2 separate regions of the Homo sapiens genome follow, and region 1 is linked to region 2. The links are chromatin loops, found by intact Hi-C in ENCODE. Cell type or tissue: PC-9. All regions are shown on one strand. Each heading gives the region's core, and the rest is flanking DNA. Links, peaks and the distances in the headings are about the cores only.

The links. A loop is a pair of places that touch in the nucleus more often than their neighbours do. Peaks named below come from ENCODE experiments on the same cell type or tissue, not always from the same donor. Only the 100,000 strongest peaks of a DNase experiment are listed, where the experiment ranks them.
Region 1: a loop joins it to region 2, with 13 times the contacts of the local background. A loop is called at or near these places in 2 of 110 quality-filtered maps.

Annotation. Positions count from the first base shown.
Region 1 is chrX:144,787,004-144,797,440 of GRCh38, forward strand. No RefSeq gene overlaps it. Among named protein-coding and RNA genes, the nearest start is that of SPANXN1, 460 kb to the right of the region's middle. In PC-9, for the core only: no CTCF peak of the experiment used is centred there; a DNase peak (open chromatin) is centred at 4,508; H3K4me3 peaks cover 597 bases; H3K27ac peaks cover 2,041 bases.
Region 2 is chrX:144,891,316-144,901,752 of GRCh38, forward strand. No RefSeq gene overlaps it. Among named protein-coding and RNA genes, the nearest start is that of SPANXN1, 350 kb to the right of the region's middle. In PC-9, for the core only: a CTCF peak has its summit at 5,219 (motif pointing left); no DNase peak of the experiment used is centred there.

The DNA of each region.
Region 1 (10,437 bases), core at 1,047-9,046, 100 kb before region 2:
TTTCTTTATCCAGTCTATCATTGATGGGCATTTGGGTTGGTTCCAAGTATTTGCTATTGTAAATAGTGCTGCAGTAAACACACATGTGCATGTGTCTTTATGGTAGAATGCATTATAATCCTTTGGGTATATACCCAGTAATGGGATTGCTGAATCAAATGGTATTTCTGGTTCTAGATCCTTGGGGTCTACACAGAATTTCTGGATCTGCCCTGGGCCAGAGTGGAACCTGCTGCCTTGAAGGGTGAGTCCCAGGCCAGGCAGCACTCATGACAAGCTAACTGAAGAGCCCTTGGACCTTGAGGGAACATCTGCAGTATTCTGGCAGTACTCCTTGTGGCCTAGGTGGCTGTGGCTGCAGGGTGAGGCTTCACTGACTTCAGAAAGGGGAGGGAAGAGTAAGAAAAACTGCACCTGGCTCAGCTGCAATATAATAGAACACCAAGTAAACTTCTGAGGTTTTTGAATCTAATCCCTGACCCCCAGATAGCACTTCTGGACTCACCCAAAAGTTGGGAGATCTTGTCAACCTAAAGGAAAAAAACACAGGCCTGGCAAACTTTGCAAACTGCTGATTATAAAGCCCAAGGGCCTTGAGTGAGCATAGATAGTATACAGGGAGTGGGTACAGCAGACCTGGGGTGAGACTCAACGCTATGCTGGCTTCAGGTATGATCCAGTGCAGTCATAGCAGTGGTGGTCACATGGGTACTTGTGTGACTCCACCCCCAGCTTTTGATGACTCAGAAAAAAAGAGAGCAGCTCCATATGTTTAGAAAAAGGTAAGGGAAGAGAACAAGAGTCTCTGCCTGGTAATCCAGAAAATTCTCCCAGATATAGTCCAAAATCATCAAGGCAGTACTTCTAAGAGTCTGCAAGAATCACAGTGTTACTGGCCGTGGGGTTCCCCCTAAAGCAGATACAGCTTATATCATAACACCCAAGTTCTTCCAAATATTGAAGAACCTTCCCAAAAAGGAAGGCTACAGTTATACACAGAGAGTGAAGACTACAATAATTACCTAGATCTCCAGTGCCCAGACACTGAAGAATATCTGCTAGTATCAACACCATCCAGGAAAACATGACCTGTACAAATTAACTAAATAACACACCAGGGACCAATCCCAGAGAAACAGAGATATGTCACCTTTCAGAGAGAGAATTCAAAATAGGTATGTTGAGAAAACACAAATTCAAAATAACACAAAGAATAAATTCAGATAAATTTAACAAAGAGATTGAAATAATTACTTTAATAATAATTAAAGAGATTGAAATAAGTAGCAAGAAGAAATTCTCCAGCTGACAAATGAAATGGGCATACAAACGAGGGCATCAGAGTCCTTAAACAGTAGAATTAATCAAACAGAAGAATTAGTGAGCTTAAAGATTACTATTTGAAAATACACAGTCAGAGGAAACAAACAAACAAACAAACAATGAAGTAAGCCTATAGGATTTAGAAAATATCCTCAAAAGGGAATATCTAAGAATTATTGGCCATAAAGAGGAGGCAGAGAAAGAGATAGGGGTAGATAGTTTATTCCAAGAGATAATAACAGAGAAATTCCCAAACCTAGAGAAACATATCAGTATCCAAGTATAAGAAGGCTACAGAACACCAAGCAGATTTAACCCAAAGACTACTTCAAGGCATTTAATAATCAAACTCCCAAAGGTCAAGGATAAAGAAAGAATTCTAAAAGCAGCTAGAGAAAAGAAACAAATAACATACCATGGAGCTCCAATACACCTGGCAGAATATTTTTCAGTGGAAGACTTATAGACCAAGATAAAGTGGTACGACATTTTAAAGTGCTGAAAAAAATTACCCTAGAATAGTATATTTGGTGCAAATATCATTCAAACATGAAGGAAAATTAAAGACTTTACCAGGCAAACAGAAGCTGACTGATTTGATTAATACCAGACCCATCCTACAATTAAAGAGAGCAGTTCAATCAGAAAGAAAAATACATTAATAAGCAATAAATAATCACTTGAAAATATAAAAGTTACTGGCAGTAGTAAGTATACAAAAAACAGAAAATATTATAGCGCTGTAACTGTAGTGTATAAACTACCTCTATGCTAAGTTGAAAGAGTAAACAATAAAGCAATCGAAAATAATAAGTAGAACAACTTTTCAAGACATATTAATTACCATAAGATATAATTAGAAACAACAAAAAGTTAAAAAGCAAGGGGTTAAAGTTAAGGCTTAGATTATTAGCTTTATTTTTTATATGTTTGTTTGTTTATTCCTATAGTGTTAAGTTGTTATTCGGTTGAAATTATGAATTTTAAGATGGTATTTGCAGACTCATTGTAACTTCAAACCAAAAAACACAACAGATGCACAAAAATAAAAAGGCACTAAATTATATCACCAGAAAGAATTACCTTCACAAGAGGAAGACAGGAAGAAAAGAAAGAAGACCACAAACAAAAAGAAAACAAATAACAAAATGGCAGTAGTAAGTCCTTACATATAAAAAACAACATTGAATATAAATGGACTAAACTGTTCAATCAAAACATATAGACTTACTGAATGGATAAAAAGCAAGACCCATTGATCTGTTGCCTACAATAAACACACTTCATCTATAAAGACACACATGTGGCTGAAAATAAAGGAATAAAAAATGATATCTCATGCCAATGAAAATAAAAAAAGAGGAGTCACTATGCTTATATTAGACAAAATAGATTTCAAGACAAAAACTATAAGAGACAAAGAAGGTCAATATATAATGATAAAAAGGTAAATTCAGCCAGAGCATATAAAAATTTTAAATATATATGCACCAAACCCTGGAGCACTATATGACAATAAATTGAAAAATCCAGAAGAAATAGACAAATTCCTAGATACATACAATCTACCAAGATTAAATCTGAAACCTGAACAGACCAATAAATAATGAGATTGAAGCCATAATAAAAGTCTCCCAGTAAAGAAAAGCCCAGGACCCTATGGCTTCACTGCCAAATTTTATCAAACATTTAGAGAAGAGGTAATACCAATCCTACTCAAACTACTCTGAAAAATAGAGGAGAAGGGAATATGTCCAACCTCATTCCATGATACCAGTATTAGTATTACTCTAATACCAAAACCAGGCAAGGACACATAAAAAAAATGAAAACTACAGACTAATATCTCTGATAAATATTGATGCAAAAAACCTCAACAAAATTCTAGCAAATTAAATTCAACAATACATTAGAAAGATCATTCGTCACGACCAAGTGTGATTTATTTCTGGAATGCAAGGATGGTTCAACATATGCAAATCAATCAATGTGACACATTATATCAACAGAATGAAGGATAAAAGCCACATAATCATTTCAATTGATGCTGACAAAGCATTTTATATAATTTAGCATCCCTTCATGACAAAAATATGCAAAAATCTGTGTATAGAATGACCATACCTTAATATAATAAAAGCCACATATGACAGGACCATGGCTAGTGTAATATTGAATGGGGAAAAACTAAAAGCCTTTTTTCTAAGATCTAGAACCTGACAAGAATGTTCACTGTTACCACTGTTATTCAACAAAGTATTGCAAGTCCTAGCTAGAGCAGTCAGACAAGAGAGACATAAAGGATATACATATTTGAAGAAAAGACATCAAATTATTGTTGTTTGTGAATGATATTATCTTATATTTGAGAAAACCTAAAGACTCCTGTATTAGTCCATGTTTACACTGCTGATAAAGACATACCTAAGACTGGGTAATTTATAAAGAGAAAGAGGTTTAATGGACTCACAGTTCCACGTGGCTGGGGAGGCCCCACAATCATGGTGGGAAGCAAAAGGCATGTCTTACATGGTGGCAGACAAAAGACAATCAGAGCCAAGCTAAAGAGGAAACCCTTGATAAAACCATCAGATCTCATGAAACTTATTCACTACCACTAGAACAGTATGAGGGAAACTGCCCCCATGATTCAATTATGGGTCTCCCACTGGGTCCCTCCCACAACATGTGGAAATATGGGAACTACAATTCAAGGTGGATTTGGGTGGAAACACAGAGCCAACCTGTTTCAACTCCACAGACACACAAAAATATTAGAACTAATAAATTCAGTCAAGTTGCAGGATACGAAACCCACATACAAAAATCAGTAGCATTTCTACATGCCAAAAGTAAACTATCTGACGAAATACAATGTAATCCCATTTACAATAGCCACACATGAAATTAAATACCTATAAATTAACCAAAGTGTTGGGGAAACCAGCCCTACACCACCCAGCTGGTACCCCGAATCCAGTGGAGACAAAGGAATTAGAAAGAGACAGAATAAGATTTTCAAAGGCGGGCCAGGGGACAGGAGCCTCGGAGGCTTGCTCACAGCCCAGAGCTCTTCAGCTCCGCCTAATTTATTGGTTTACAAGCTCTTTGTTCTTAGGGCAAATGGGAGGGGTAGGAAGGAATGAGGAAAAGGATTAAAAGGATTAATCAGGAGAACCTGTGAGTCACTCAATAAGATGTATAGCAGTGGTGGTTTCTGAATTTCCTTGAGCAAAGGCGTGTGGCTAAACTACTTAAGATCTTTAACTTATTGGGACTGAAATGGGTGGGAGTGGCTTTCAGGAGAAGCCAAGATGTTTGATTACACTCCACTGCTTCAAGGGAGTGTTATCTCCCCAAGCAACCTGTGGCATGCCACTGAGCTGTTATGCTCTTGGTACATAAAGATATGAAGGCAATAAGGAGACTTTTCTCCACAGAGGCCGCCCATGGCTCCCCAGGGGTGTCTCACACAGGGGAGACCATATCATCTGGCATCCCAGAAACTCTCTTTCCCACACAAAGAAATGAAAGATCTGTATAATAAAAATTAAAAAGTCATGAAGGAAATTTAAGAGAATACCAAAAAATTGAAAAATATTTCATGTTCATAGATTGAAGCAATCAATATTGTGAAAATGTCCATACTACCCAAAGCAATCTACTTATTCAATACAATTCCTATAAAACTATCAATGACATTCTTCAGGGACATAGAAAAAAAAATCCTAAAATTTATATGAAACCACAAAAGACCCATAATAGCTAAAGCTATTCTAAGCAAAAGAACAAAAACGGAAGAACCACATTCCCATACTTCAAATTATGCTTCAGAGCTATATTAACAATAGCAAGGTACTGGCATAAAAACAGACACATAGACCAGTGGAACAGAATAGAGAACCCAGAAACAAATCCAGACACCTACAGTGAACTCATCTGTGACAATGACTTCAAGAAAATAGACTGGGGAAAGGAGAGAGTCTTCAATAAATGGTGCTGAAAATGCTGGATATCCATATGCAAACAAAGGAATCTAGACCCCTAACTCTCACCAAATATAAGAATCAAATCAAAGTGGATTAAAGACTTAAATCTAATACCTGAAACTATGAAATGACTGCAAGAAAACATTGGGGAAAACCTCCAGGACATGGGTCTGGGCAAAGACTTCTTGAGCAATACCTTACAAGCACAGGCAACCAAAGCAAACATAAACAAATGAAATCACGTCAAGTTAAAAAAAGCTTCTGCACAGCAAAGAATACAATCAACAAAGTGAAGAGTGAACCAACAGAATGGGAGAAAATATTTGCAACTACCCATCTGACAAGGGATTAATAACCAGAACATATAAGGGGCTCAAACACCTCTGTAAAAATGAATCTAATAATCCAATCCAAAAATAGGCAAAATATTTGAATAGACATTTCTCAAAAGAAGACATGCATATGGTAAACAGGCATATGAAAAGGTGCTCAACATCATTGATCATCAGATAAATGCAAATCAGAACTACAATGAGATATCTCCCCCTAGTTTAAATGGCTTATATCCAAAAGACAGGCAAAAACAAATCTCGAGAAAATGTAAAGAAAAGGGAACCCTTGTACACTCTTGGTGGGAATGTATATTTGTACAACCACCATGGAGAACTGTTTGGAGGGTCAAAAAAAGAAAAAAAAAAAAAAAAACAAGAAATGAGCTACCATGTAATCCAGTAATCCCACTGCTGGGTTTATACCGAAAAGAAAATAAATCAGTATATCAAAGATGTATCTGCACTCCTATGTTTGTTGATGTTTGTTGTAGCACTGATTACAATAGCTAAGATTTGGAAGCAATCTAACTCTTCATCAACAGATGAGTGGATCAAGAAAATGTGGTACATACACAATGGCATACTACGCAGGTATAAAAAATGATATCTAGTCATTTGCATCAACACTAATGGAATTTTAGATCATCATGTTAAATAAGTCGGGCATAGAAAGGGAAACATTGCATGTTCTCAATTATTTGTGAGATCTAAAAATAAAAACAATTTAACTCATGGACATAGAGAATAGAAGGATGGTTACCAGAGGCTGATAAGGGTAGTGGGGTGTTTTGGCAAAGTGGTTGTATTAGTCCCTTCTCACACTGCTGTAAAGAACTACCGGAGACTGAGTAATCTATAAAGGAAAGAGTAATTGACTCACAGTTTCCCATGGCTAGGGAGGCCTCAGGAAATTTACAATCATGGCGGAAAGTGAAGGGAAAGCAAGTCACATCTTTCATGGCAGCAGGATAGAGAGAGAGAGAGAGAAGGGGGAAGTGCCACACACTTTTAAACCATCAGATCTTGTGAGAACTCACTCACTCTCCTGAGAACAGCAAGGAGGAAACCCGCCTCCATGATTCCATCACCCCCGCCAGGCCCCTCCTCCAACACGACATTAGATTTCGGCGGGGACACAAATCCAAACCATATCAGTGGGGACAGTTAATGTGTACAAAAAAAGTAGAATGAATAAGACCTACTACTTGACAGCAGAACAGGGTGACTATAGTCAATAATAACTTAACTGTATATTTTAAAATAGCTTAAAGAATGTAATTGATTGTTTTTAACTCAAAGAATAAATGCTTCAGGGAATTAATACCCCATTCTCCATGCTGTCCTCCTTTCAAATTGCATGCCTGTATCACAACATCTAAGGTACCCTATAAATAATACACCTACCATGTACCAATAAAAATGTAAAAAAATAATTAATTTTTATAAAATAATACTGTACATATTGAGGAACAAAGATTAGAATAGCATCTGACTTCTCCAAGGCAATCATGCAAGCAAGAAGAGAGTAGAGTAAAATATGTAACATGTTGAGTGAAAACAGTAGCTACATGCATGCACTTTTTAAAAAAAGGATAAAGATATCTTGGTGGTGGTTTCACAACATTGTATGAACAATGTCACTGAATTGTACATTTTAAAATGGTTAAATTGGCAGATGTTGTATACATTTTTACTAAAATTAAAAAATGTAATAATACAACGTAACAAAGATTACTGAATCATATACTTTAAGCAGGTGAATTGTATGGCATATAAAGTATATCTTAATAGAGCTGTTTTTATAAAAAGAGAAAAGGAGATTATTCAGACTGAGCATTACTTGTGCCACTAAAAATAAATGAGAAACTCTGACGTGTTGCTATATAGTCTTCAATGAACCAGCTATCTTTCATTACGTTATTTTCTGTAGAAAAACTCTCATGTTTCTTTGATGTGTTTCTGCCATCAGAAGAGGAGATATTTTTATATTTTATCCTCTTGAATCTTTTGACTTGAAGACACGGTGCTACCAACTGTCCTATGACAATGTGTGCAGTTAGTAATCATTATGTTCTTCTGGTATACGTCTTAGCCTCCCCCAGTTCAAGGTAGGCAAGGTCTACACTTTCTCTACCCTATAATCTTGCTAAAAGGTTACTATTGTAAAATAAAACTAGTTAGATCAATCAGTGTTAAACCTACATTAATGAAGAAACAGACAAAAAAACATATAATGAATCTTTGTAACACATAAAAGTCCAATTCTCTGTCCTCAGGTGGTCTAAGAAGCCTTTCCAGGAAGAAGTAATAATATACCAATGATAGAACTGGTCAGTCTTATCATGGGTCAGAGGTCAGAGGCCTTCTGAAATGTAGGAGTAGGGATATCACAAGACTAACCACATAGATATTATAACACAGAGAGGTACTTTAGAGTGCCTCATTTAAACAATTAAGTTCTGTTCACAACTTAGGTGATTTATTGGTGGTATGGCAGACCAGTTAAAAATAACTCTATGTAACTTACCCTTAATCATCATGCTGGAAAGTCAAAATGCTAGTAATAATCTCTCAGTGAGTACCTACTATGGGCCAGATAGTATCATAATCTGGGTTCCCATAAAACAAGCATGAGATAAGGACTTGGGAACTTATTCCAGCAAGCAGGAATGTATCAGTGTGTGAAAACAATGAGACAGGGAAAGAAGAAAAGGGTTTAGTTTGTGTGGATTACGACTATTCAGGTGGCACTTAACCTGAGTGCTAAAGGTTAAGCAGGGCTTCAAATCAAAAATCTGTATAAGTATGTTCCTAGATGGGGCATAAAAATGTGTAAAGTCATGAGACAGGGTGACCTACTCATGAGACACCAAGAGGAAGAAAAAAAGACGTTTGAAATTGTGGCAAAGATAAAAAATACCATGAATTTGCTCAAATGGGAGAATGGTTAAACAATAATGACATCATCATGCTTTGTAATTCTGCAACACGATGATGATTAAAAGCAATCTTCTAGATCAGCAATTTTCAACCATTTTGGTCTCAGGACCCCTTTGCATTTTTGATAATTATTAAAAAGCCTAAAAAGCTTTTGTTTACAGAGGTTATATCAGTTGCTATTTGCCACATCAGAAATTAAACTGAAAATAAATTATTAATTGACTTTAATGTAATACTAATAATAAACCAATGACATGTTAACATAAATAGTACATTTTAAGAAGAAACTATATTTTCAAAATGAAATATATTGAGAGAAGTGGCATTGTTTAAAATTTTTGCACATATCTTTAATACCTCATTTAATAGAACACAACTGTATTCTCATATGTGCTTTTGCATTTAGTCTGTAATGAGATGTTGCTTTGTTTGATGCATACAAAGACAATTCAGCTTTACACAAATTACTAGCTGAAAAAGAAAAGGATATTTTAATTGCCTTTTCAACAATTTTAAATATCCTGTGATACTACAACAAAACTCAACTGGTAGGAGTCTCTTAAAGGTTACTACAGTGTGAAATCTGAAACTGTTTCAGTGAACATTTAGCGTGGTGAATGGATTTTTCTTCACATGGATGATTTTGTAATGTCTGCAAGGTCATGTAAAAATACTGCTTCACATTTGTAAATATCATCATGCATCTTATGAAAAAAGGTCTGAGATATTGGGAAACTGAAACTCATGGTGGTAGATACAAAATTTGCAAAAGTTTTAATTTTCCGTGAATTGTCAAGTATTATCATTGGCAGTAGCTACTATCCCTTGCTTTCATTGAAGTGGCATACTCATTTCATTTATAAATATCTTCAAATAACCAAGTCTGAAGAAGCATCATTTTTTTTCTGTTTTTTTTTTTTTTAGGGAAAATATGATGTTCCATGAAATATAGCCGCCAATGCAGTTCATAACTCAAATAATTATACAAATGCTTTTTCTGAAGATAACCATCTCACATCAGTATGTGATTTAGAAGTACTTTATGTATACTTCTCATTTTGTCATATGGCTTACTAAAAAGACATGTTCAAGAGTGGAACAGTAATTAAAATTAATCATGCTTTCTGCTTCATCAAGTACATTCTTCAGTGAAACTGGAATTTTTAAAACTGAAAGTGCATGACAGTGAAGAAAACATGACCACTTGTGCAGTTTGATGCCACTTTCTTAATTTATGCTAAGGTGCAAGCTGTGTTACTTACCATTGGTTTTACACCATCAGTACAAATGTCTACACGGTGAAAAAAAATAGTTTTGATCTTGCAGACTCCCTAAAAGCTTTGTGGGGAGCCCTAGACGTGTATGGAGTACCAATGCTATCTATCTATCTATCTATCTATCTATCTATCTATCTATCTATCTATCAGTATGTGTGTGTGTATATATATACATATATACATACACACACAATGTATGATGTATATCATACATGATATCTTCTGCTACATAATTCCAAATGCATAGTATCTTATTAAGCCTTAACCTTTACTTTAAAAAGAAATACAAAAATTGACTCAAAATTATGGAAAGAGAAAGCCTTTGTCCTTTTATTTCTACCTGCACTGTTTGAAAGCTGATTCTGAAGCTGTTCATTTTCCTGTACTTCCAATCTTCCCTGCTTCCTTAGCTTGGGTCTCCTGAGAAGCAAACTGCAAGACAAGATGAGGTATGCCAAATATTTATTTATGGAAGGAACAGGAGGTGAGGAGAGCCTTCATACTGTGATTCAGTTCTGACACCTCTGAAAGGGGAGAGAAAAGGAAAGAGAATTAAGTAGACAGAGGCTAGGATTA
Region 2 (10,437 bases), core at 1,650-9,649:
TAACACACTTGGACAGACTTTTGTCGCAAACCATTGTCTGCTCTGCAGACCCAACAGACTTTGTCTCAGACTACGGTTCTCCAAGCTCATTGAATTCCCTTAAAAATTATGTACTACCCCCGCTAAAATCATCCACACTCCCCCATCTCTTTTTGACCTTAGGAGAAGGGTATATAATTACCTTTACCCCATCTCGTTTGTGGTGGGGTAATCACTGCGATATTTCCCTTCATACATGCTAATAAATCTGTATGTCATTTCCCCTATTAAGCTGACTTTTGTGAGTTGATTCTTCAGCAAACATATGAAGGACAAAAAGGAAGCTTTCCCTCTGTGCCCACAAGAGCAGTCTCTTTCATTTTTTCACTTTAATTCAAAACCTTCCTATATGTTAATTCACTTTTAAAATTCTTTCTAACAAATTCAAAGCAAGAGCAGTTCTTCTGCCATTCTAAGACTTTTATCTCCATCTGTTAACTGAAACACGTTCATTCCCGCTCCTTTTAGAATCATACTCTAACAGTTATCCCTCTTTTTCTGGCATTTTTGAATCCCTGTTTATTAACTGCTTTTCTTTTTGCCTAAAAGCATACTGAAATTTCCTGATCCTTAAATAAACACTTTTTGTCCTAACTTTCCTAACAATCTGAATTACCATTCTGTTTTTCCATTAAACAAAAGTGTACAGGACATCCATCCGAAGAAACAGACTTAGCCCTATACTTTTTAAGCCAACCTAATTCATTCAGGCTTGGATCTCATATTGGCAAACCAAGGATAATGAAGAAGAGCTGAATGCTTTTTAAAGAATAGTAAGGTCTATCTCATAATTCCCAATTTTGTCTCTGTTTCACTTTACCTCTGCCTGGCTCTTAACCTATGCCTTTGCCTCTCATTTTAAGTTTGATGCCCATCCTGTGGACAAAATGATTTTTATGTCATTTCTGGTTTCTTGAAGAAACCTCTCTAACTCTTCTCACCCTTTCTTTGTACAGTAGTATTCTGCAAACCAACTCCAGGTGCCTGCTTCCTTGGTGAGCTTTCTTTGGAGAAACTGTTCTGACACAAAGCAGATAAAATAGCATTTCCTAGTCACCTACACCGAGAGAGAGGATTCTGCAGCACAGACTATGGCATTCTGATCTATGTGATACTACAATTACTACTAGCTAACATTTTTTGAATGTTAGAAGCCAAATTATCATTCTAAGCCCATTATAGGTATTACCTCATTTGATTTTCACAACTCTTTAAGGTAGGTACTGTTGCTGTATCAATTTTACGTAGGAGGAAACTGAGTCACTGAATTACTAAGGCCTTTGCTTATGATGATGCACAGCTGGTAAATGGGAGAAAAGGGATTTTAATCAGCCAGATTATCTCCAGAAACTATGCTATTCAGGCAAACTTTTTCTAATGAGTTTGTACACAGTTTAAAGAAGAGCTCTTAACTGCTTCAATCATCATTTAATACGTTCTTTTTAAAACTGTAGAATACCTCCTGGGAGCCTCATTTTGGAAAAAAATGGCTAATAATCAAGTCAAGATTTAACTGGGTTGCCTCTTCTACTGATTGAATTTTATAATCGATAGCCTCAAATGTTGCCAACTTATCTAAGCATACCAACCAGAAATGAAGTCACAAGCACCACCGTATTAACTACATGGTATAAGTATTTTAACTGTCAAGAACAACAGTTGGTTTGTGAATAATTTTTAAACTTGACAAACTTCATCTATAAATTAGATTCATTTAAGTGGCTATACAAATCACTTATGTCTTCCTCAAGAACTTTTTATTTAATGTGCTAATTTGTTTCTGACATAATTGGACATAATACAGCTACTGATTAAAAGAGCACTTCTGCAAAGGCAGAATGGTAAGTAGCTATAAGACCAAGTGCAAGAAACTCTAGAAAAACTTTCTTTACTGTATTTTGTCCACAAAGGGTAATTCAGGCCAGAGGAAGGCCTGTTTAGAAGTTTCCCTAAGAAAAAAGATGAGTGACTAGGTAGAAACAGTACCTTACATTTATATGGCACTTTATATTGTGTAAAGCATCTTTACTTCCATTCTTACAATTGTGGCTCGCAACTCTGCTGGGGTAGACAAGCTGTCAAGATTTCTTTTTTTTTCTCTTTTCTTTTTTTTTTTTTGAGACGGAGTCTCACTGTCACCCAGGCTGGAGACCAGTGGCAAGACCTCGGCTCACTGCAAGCTCCGCCTCCTGGGTTCATGCCATTCTCCTGCCTCAGCCTCCCCAGTAGCTGGGACTACAGGCACCCGCCACCACGCCCAGCTATTTTTTTTTTTTTGTATTTTTAGTAGAGACGGGGTTTCACCGTGTTTGCCAGGATGGTCTTGATCTCCTGACCTCGTGATACGCCCGCCTCAGCTTCCCAACGTGCTGCAATTGCAGGTGTGAGCCACCACGCCTGGCCTTTTTTTCTATTTTTAAATTTATATCCTGTTTTGTCTTGGTTTACAGGAAGCTCAAAAATACACTGAATAAGGCCAGGTGCGGTGCCTCACACCTGTAATCCCAGCACTTTGGGAGGCTGAGGTGGGCGGATCACTTGAGGTCAGGAGTTTGGGATCAGCCTGGCTAACAAGGTAAAACCCTGTCTCTAATAAAATACAAAAATTAGCCTGAAGTGGTGGCGAGTGCCTGAAATCTCAGCTACTCAGGAGGCTGAGGCAGGAGAATCGCTTGAACCCAAGAGGTGGAGGTTGCAGTGAGCCGAGATCATGCCCCTGCACTCCAGGCTGGGCAACAGAGTGAGACTCCCTCTAAAAAAAAAAAAACAATAAGTAAAATTTAGAAATACAGAAATAAACAGAATAATTTTGTGTAAATATAAGTGCAACTTTATACCTTTTACCTCTATATTGTTCTGACCTTTCCCCCTTACTCTATTCATTTTTTAAAAGTATTTAGCTGTTTAAAGTATTTTCATTATAAGCTTCCACAAGTATTTTTAAAAATATGTAAGATATAAATTCCAAGTATGTAAAAATTGATAACACTTCCTCCTAGCAAAATGATAGGCCCAAGGACTCATCACCAGAGCACAGAACGCAATCTAATCTCACAAGTGCACCTATCAAAAGAACCCTGCTATTTCACATTGTCATAGAAAAAAACTCAGAGTAACATAATGTGATGCACAATACAAACATACACTTAAGCATTATTAAGATAAATTCATAATTTATATGTTCTTCTGCCACTGTTTATTTGGCTAATAATATATCATGAAGATATTTCCATGTAGGTATAGACAGATCTACATTATTTGACTAAATGGACTATTAGACTTTTTCCTATAGAGTTGTTTGAGCTCCTTATATATTCTGGTTATTAATTTCTTGTCAGATGGGTAGTTTGCATATATTTTCTATCATTCTGCGGGTTGTCTCTTCGCTTGGTTGATTGTATGCTTTGCTCTGCAGAAGCTTTTTAACTTGATGTGATCCCACGTGTTCATCTTTGCTTTGGTTGCCTGGACTTGTGGGATATTACTCAAAAACTCTTTGCCCGGTTCAATGTCCTGGAAAATCTCCCCATTGTTTTAGTAGTTTTACAGTTTGAGGTCTTAGATTTAATGTATAATATTTCATTATATGGATGATACTTAAAAATTTAACTCGCTCCCGTTCATAGGCCTTTACAAAAAAGGTGGAACACACTTTATAACATTGTTTTCAATTTCTTATTTTTTGTCTGAGTGCCTTGTTTATATCTTCACTCATTATTCAATTTAGTTGTTTTGTTTTTTTAATTTATTGATTTTTAAGAGTTGTTATATATTATAGAACTTTTCATTTTTCTCTTGTGTGAAAAAATATGTTTCACTGTCTATTAGCAAATGAAAGAAAACAAATGAAAGAGGCATTCTATCTGGCAGAAGAACATTTAGGGTGTAGAAAACAGCAAGAGCCTCAAGTGTAACAAGAAAACTAGTGTGACTTAGATTAAGATAGAAGGGTGAAATAGGAAGCAAAAAAGCAGTTTGCAGTAATGTCATGTAGGGCCTTGTAGACCTTTACAAGAGGCTTATTTTTACTCTGAATAAGAAGGAAAACCATTGGAAGGTTGTAAAAAGATAAAGACATGATCTGACCAATGCTACAAAAGAGCTGTTCTGGCTGATGGGCAGAGTATAGTCTTGTGAGAGGATTGTAGGGCGTGAATAAAATCAAGGAGACTACTTAGGAAGAAAGATAATGTTGGTGCGGACCAGGATTATACTAGTGAGACTTGATCAGATTCTGAATATATTGTGAAGATAAGGAACACACGATTTGCTAACAGATTAGATATGGAATATGAGAACAAGGGAGTTATGGATGTGAAGGGACCCACTTGGACCCCCCAAAATTGTTATGAAGATCATTTTAAACTAGGGATGAGATTCAAAAGATGCAGAAAGAAGCTTTATCTGACCTTCTCCTATCTGACTGAAGGTGAAAACATCTGTTATAAATCCCCTCTTCTGGGCCACCTCACTCCCAGGAAGAAGAAGGAGAGTGAAACTGCAAAAAATACGCTCACGTTTTTCTTGCCAGAAAGGCCAGTGGTACCTGCCTAAATTACCAACCACAAACTCTCGTATCTCTCCTTTGTTCCTCAAAAGTCCCATTTGACTTTCCTAAAGAAAACATGTCTTCTTATAAAAGCCTTTCCTACCCTACTCTTTTTTATAAATTAGGTATTTAAACCTCTATCTCTAATTTGTTAGTGAGCTACTTGTTTTGTGCAGTTTCATATGCATATGATTCAACTTTGACTTTTCTCCTGTTAATCTGTCTATTGTCAGTTAAATTTGGAGGCCCCCAACTATTGTACCAAAGTCAGTAGAGGAAAAGTTTTTCCTCCCATTGAATTCCAAGGTTATTTTTCTGAACAGCTGGGAGGATAGTGTTGCCATCTATAGAGATAAGGAAACCTTAGGGTAAGTGGGTTGTGTGTAAGAGGTCAAAAGCTCAGGTAAATTTTAGATGTTTATTAGATAGCCTAGATTTAAAAAGGCAGGTAAATAGTTAGAAATGAATGTTTGGAGTGTAGGAGAGAAATCAGGCTGGAGATATTAATTTAGGAGTCATTTCTATGGTATAGAAAAACTGGGACCTTTCAGAAGATATATAAAACTGGAGAGCTGAGACCATCAAGGTAGTGAGGTTAAATAGAGAAGTAGACCAAAGACTAAATCCTAAGGCCCTCTAGTGGTTATTAGTAGGATTAATGAGAAGAAACCAGTAAAAAACTTCACACAAGAGAGTAGAAGGGAGGTTACCAGAGCCTAAGGGGGTTGGGGAGATGTTAGACAAAGGATAAAAAATTACAATTAGAGACTTAGTTAGGAGGAATAAGTTCCAGAGATCTATTTTACAGCATGGTTATTATAGTTTATGACAACATATTGTATTCTTAAAAAATGCTAAGAGTGTGGATGTTCATTGTTCTCTCCACAAAGTGATGACTGTATGAGGTAATGCATATGTAAATTAACTAGTTAGCCATTCCACAATGAATATATACTTTAAAACATCATTTTACACAATAAATACAATCTTATCTGTCAATTTAAAAATAAATTAATTTAATTAAATAAACCAGCAAAGAAGAATGGACAATGAGGTAGGAAGATGCATTTCTGAAGCCAAGTAAACAAAATAATTAACGCAGGAAGGAGTAATTGTTATTAAATGCTGCTGATGGGTCAAGCAAAATGAAAACTAAAAATTAATCATTTAATTTAACAATGTGGTGGCGTGAAAGGCACTGTTTCAATGGTAAGAAAAAGCCTATAGTTTTCCAATGAAACTGGTTCAATTGTCCCACAAGAACTGATGTTTATGGCTTCTTTGACTAAATATAGAAATTGATCCTTCTAGTCTTAAAGCTTGAGAAAGATATAATTGTTTTATCTGAGTTTTTTCCTCTGGAAATCAACCATCAGGCCTCCCATATAGCATCAAGGAGCTGAAACTTACCAGATCACTGAACCTGGAAAACGAGATGCCAGAGCCCTCAGCCATCATGATTGCCTGAGTGACCATCTGCTTGCTGTTCACCAACTCTTCTTTCTTATCCTTCCCTAATTCCTGTTTTCCCACAGGATTACATTTCTTCCCTGCTATATAGACCCCTAATTTTAGTCAATCAGGGAAATGCATTTGAGACTCGTCTCCCATCTCCTTGTTGCAGCACCTGAATAAAGCCTTCCTTTCTGGCAATATACACTGTCTCAGTGATTGGCTTTCCGTGCAGTGAGTAGCAGGCTCTATACCGAACCCCAGGTGTTTTGGCAACACAGGAAAGAATGGGAGGAGAAGAAGTTCAAAGGAAGAGCTGACAACTCTTTCAAGGAATTTTGGTTTAAAAGAGTGCAGAGAGATGGCACAGTACCTTAAGGGGAATGTAGGGTCAAGAAAAGGATGTTTACTGACTGTAATGCTCCTTAAAAATGAAAATGAATGGAAAAGAAAGAAGAGAATGCTGCAGCTATGTTCTTGAGTTGGTAAACAAGATGGGGCTAGTGTATTGCTAGACAGAAAAATTAAGAGTTAATAACAGGCAGGAAGGAAGAGAACATGGGTACACATGCTGGTTGGTATATAGATGTGGTGGGGCAGCTGAAGAAACTCAATTCTGATTACTTCAATTTTCTTAGTGAAAAAAGATAGCAATGCCCTTAGATGAACGTGAGGAGGAGGAAGAGGAACACGGGACTGAAGTCCAGAGACTGAGAGACTGAATGAACTAAGGGAAAGACAGCATGATTTCCAGAATCTAATAATTTGGCAGTCACGTATTCAAAGTGAGCATCAGCATGGTGGCGTGTTTCTCTTGGGACATGGTCAACTTAGGAACAAAAGTTATAAATTTACTAATCTTCTCTAACTCTACATGAGAAAAAATTTTTATGTGGTGGGACACAGGAGATTCAAACTCCAATACTGGTTTCCTCCCTTAAAATCTTGCCTAGTACACTGAAATCACTAATTAGGCATTTTTAAAAAGCTCTTCCTGAATTTTTGCAGTGTGTGGAGTTGTTTTACTTCAGTTCATTTATTTAAGTCTTTTTCTTATAAGTTGCAGACGTTTCTCAAATGCCTGGTTAACCTTGATTGCAAATTCATATTTTAGAATGAAGCAACAGATTATGCACTAGATCAGCTACTTAGGAACAATGCCGTGGCTTGGGTGGGACTTTTCTACAACTAGTCTTGCTTTTGAGTGAGTGGCATCAGGGGCAGATGCGCGCTATGCTGGAATGAGCAGTGTTTCATTCTAGAACAGCAGTTCTTTTTTGTTTTTGACACCGAGTTTCACTCTTGTCGCCCAGGCTGGAGTGCAATGGTGCAATCTTGGCTCACTGCAACCTAGGCTTCCCGGGTTCAAGCAATTCTCCTGCCTCAGCCTCCCGAGTAGCTGGGATTACAGGCGCCTGCCACCACACCCAGCTAATTTTGTATTTTTTAGTAGAGATGGGGTTTCTCCATATGGTCAGGCTGGTCTCGAACTCCCAACCTCAGGTGATCTGCCCGCCTCGGCCTCCCAAAGTGCTGGGATTACAGGCGTGAGCCACCGCACCTGGACAGAGCAGCAGTTCTTAATCCTGGCTGCACACTAGGATTACTTGGGGAGCTTTAAATAACTATCGATGCAGGCTTTTCTCCTCAGAGACTCTGATTCAGGTGCTCTCTTCTACATAAGAACGCATATTAGGACCGGGCGTGGTGGCTCACGCCTGTAATCCCAGCTCTTTGGGAGGCCAAGGCAGGTGGATCACAAGGTCAGGAGATCCAGACCATCCTGGCTGATACAGTGAAACCCCATCTCTACTAAAAATACAAAAAATTAGCCAGGCCTGGTGGCGGGTGTCTGTAGTCCCAGCTACTCAGGAGGCTGAGGCAGGAGAATGGCGTGAACCCGGGAGGCGGAGCTTGCAGTGAGCCGAGATCGCGCCACTGCACTCCAGCCTGGGTGACAGAGCGAGACTGCATCTCAAAAAAAAAAAAAAAAAAAAAAAGAATGTATATTAGAATGCAAATAAGTGTGATGAAATTACAGGTGTAGCTTCAAATCGTTTCAAATATTAATAGTAAACATCCCAACACTCCTCATGATTCAATGTTTTAGGCCGGGGATGTGTGTGTTACACAGTATTTGAGAGCTGCTTTTATCTTTCCCAAACCATTCTTCAGAAATTACTTGTTCTGATCTTTCAGGAAAAAAAAAAAAAAATCAAAACTTCACAACAAAGTAAAAAGATAAACATCTGACCTTATAATAGCATGTTAGAACATTTTCAATTGACCCCATTGAAAGTTATTGACACTCCCGGGAAATGTACTTTTTCTGATCATCAAGGCCCAGATGTTCTATGACACCTTAAATTGTAGAACACTGAAGGATGGAATGATTGCTTTTTTCTGTCTAATGGAGAATATAATATCAAAAATTATAATTTTATTGCCTGGTAAGATGGTGAACAGTTTTGTACTTAACCCTGCAAATTTATTTCAACATCTCTGTCCTCAGTAATTATGTAAGTCCATATTTCTCAAATGCTTCTGAAGCTAGCTCTGTTACTTTTCTAGTTTCTCCATTCATAAACTGAATAAAACTTTGACATCCACTCATTACATATTTGTGTAAGAATTATATTATTAATAATTTGAGATACATGTTTTAAGGTTTTGGTAATTTTTTATAGATGGGATTACCACATAAAGAACCACTGGAACAGAGATCAATCCTTGGTCAATGACGATCCCCACAGCACCTTTAGGATCTTTTAAGCATTCCTGATCTCCCTCTTCCAGGGCTACTGACACCAACTGTTGTGTTTTGAGTTGAGAAAAACAAGTGGGGCATATTTTCAGAGATCACATATGACAAAGTTTTAGGCAATTTTGGATTTTTAAAATTGGACACTTTTTACATGCCATTACTGTCTGCCAGTTAGAAACTCATGGGGACCTGGTGATTATCTTTCAAGAAGTCTAAAAGTCCTGTTTTAGGTGCAAGAGGTGCTCTGCAGATGAGTCTGGAAGACTCCACAGCTACCAGGCTTTCATTTTAAAAACTGAAGACTTGAGCACAATGTCCTAGCTTTGTTACCAGTGTTTGAGTCTAAAAGTCTGGAAAATGTCAAACATGATGTAAAGTATTAGATTGGCAGACATCTAGGGGTGTTTCTTTTGTTTAAGAAATGCTGTGGATTTCTGACTGCCAAATTTTAGAGTGGATGAAAGAAGAATTAGTGTCATCTAGTGGTCTGTAACTCTTATGTCTGAAGAATGATTAACACCTGTATTTTCTAAAAAGTGGATTCGTTTGAAAACATACACAGTCTCAGAATTCTGTTTATTTGTAGAGAGTCTTCTTTTTTTTTGTTTAGTCTGGTTTTGCCTGCAGAAGTTATTGACAATGTGTATAGCTGTACTTATATTTATATTTACTTTTTGTGTGTCTATGGCCCTATGAACGAACAAAGTACTTAACTCCTCCTCACAGAGGGAAAGTAATTCACCATTTCCAGTGGTCTACTTGAGTTAGTAGCCCTATGTATCTGGGAATGTCTTCGTGGGGGCCACTTTTGGGGATTAATTGAACATGTGTCTGTCATTTGTCTGTAATACAAGAGAACAATTCAAAAGACAGATTTATAATCAAACAGAAGGAAAATGCAAATAGGTATTATGCTAACAATTAGTCATCATAAAAATCTACTAACAAAAATGCCTTTGAATCAATTTTAATATTTGGTAAGTAAATGCAAAATTATATCTGGATCCATATCATAATTAAACTTATATAATACTCTTAGTCAAGGTAAATCCTTAGACACATCAGACTAGTTTGATAATTTTGATTTAAAAACACATATGGGCCAGGCGCAGTGGCTCATGCCTATAATCTCAGCACTTTGGGAGGCCAAGGCAAGCAGATCACTTGAGGTCAGAAGTTCAAGACCAGCCTGAGCAACATGGCAAAACCCCCATCTCTACTAAAAATACAAAAATTAGCCAGACGTGGTGGCGCACGCCTGTAATCCCAGCTACTCAGGTGGCTGAGTCAAGAGAATCGCTTGAACTCGGGAGGCGAAGTTTGCAGTGAGCCAAGGTTGCATCACTGTACTCCAGCCTGGGCAACTAAGCGAGACTCTGTCTCCATAGATAAATAAATACAATAAAAAAAATAAAAACACATATGAATTATCTGTGATTTAAATATATTGTGGAAGATAATATAATCTATGTTAGTTTGTGTCTCTCCAAAAGCAGACTCTGAGTCACAGAATTTGACTGCAAGAAGTTAATTTGGAAGATGATGTCAGGAAACACTGCGAGAGAGTGAGAAATGGGGAGTTCATCTCATTTTCCCACTGAGAGCCAAAGAACCGGTGTAATATATTCACCAA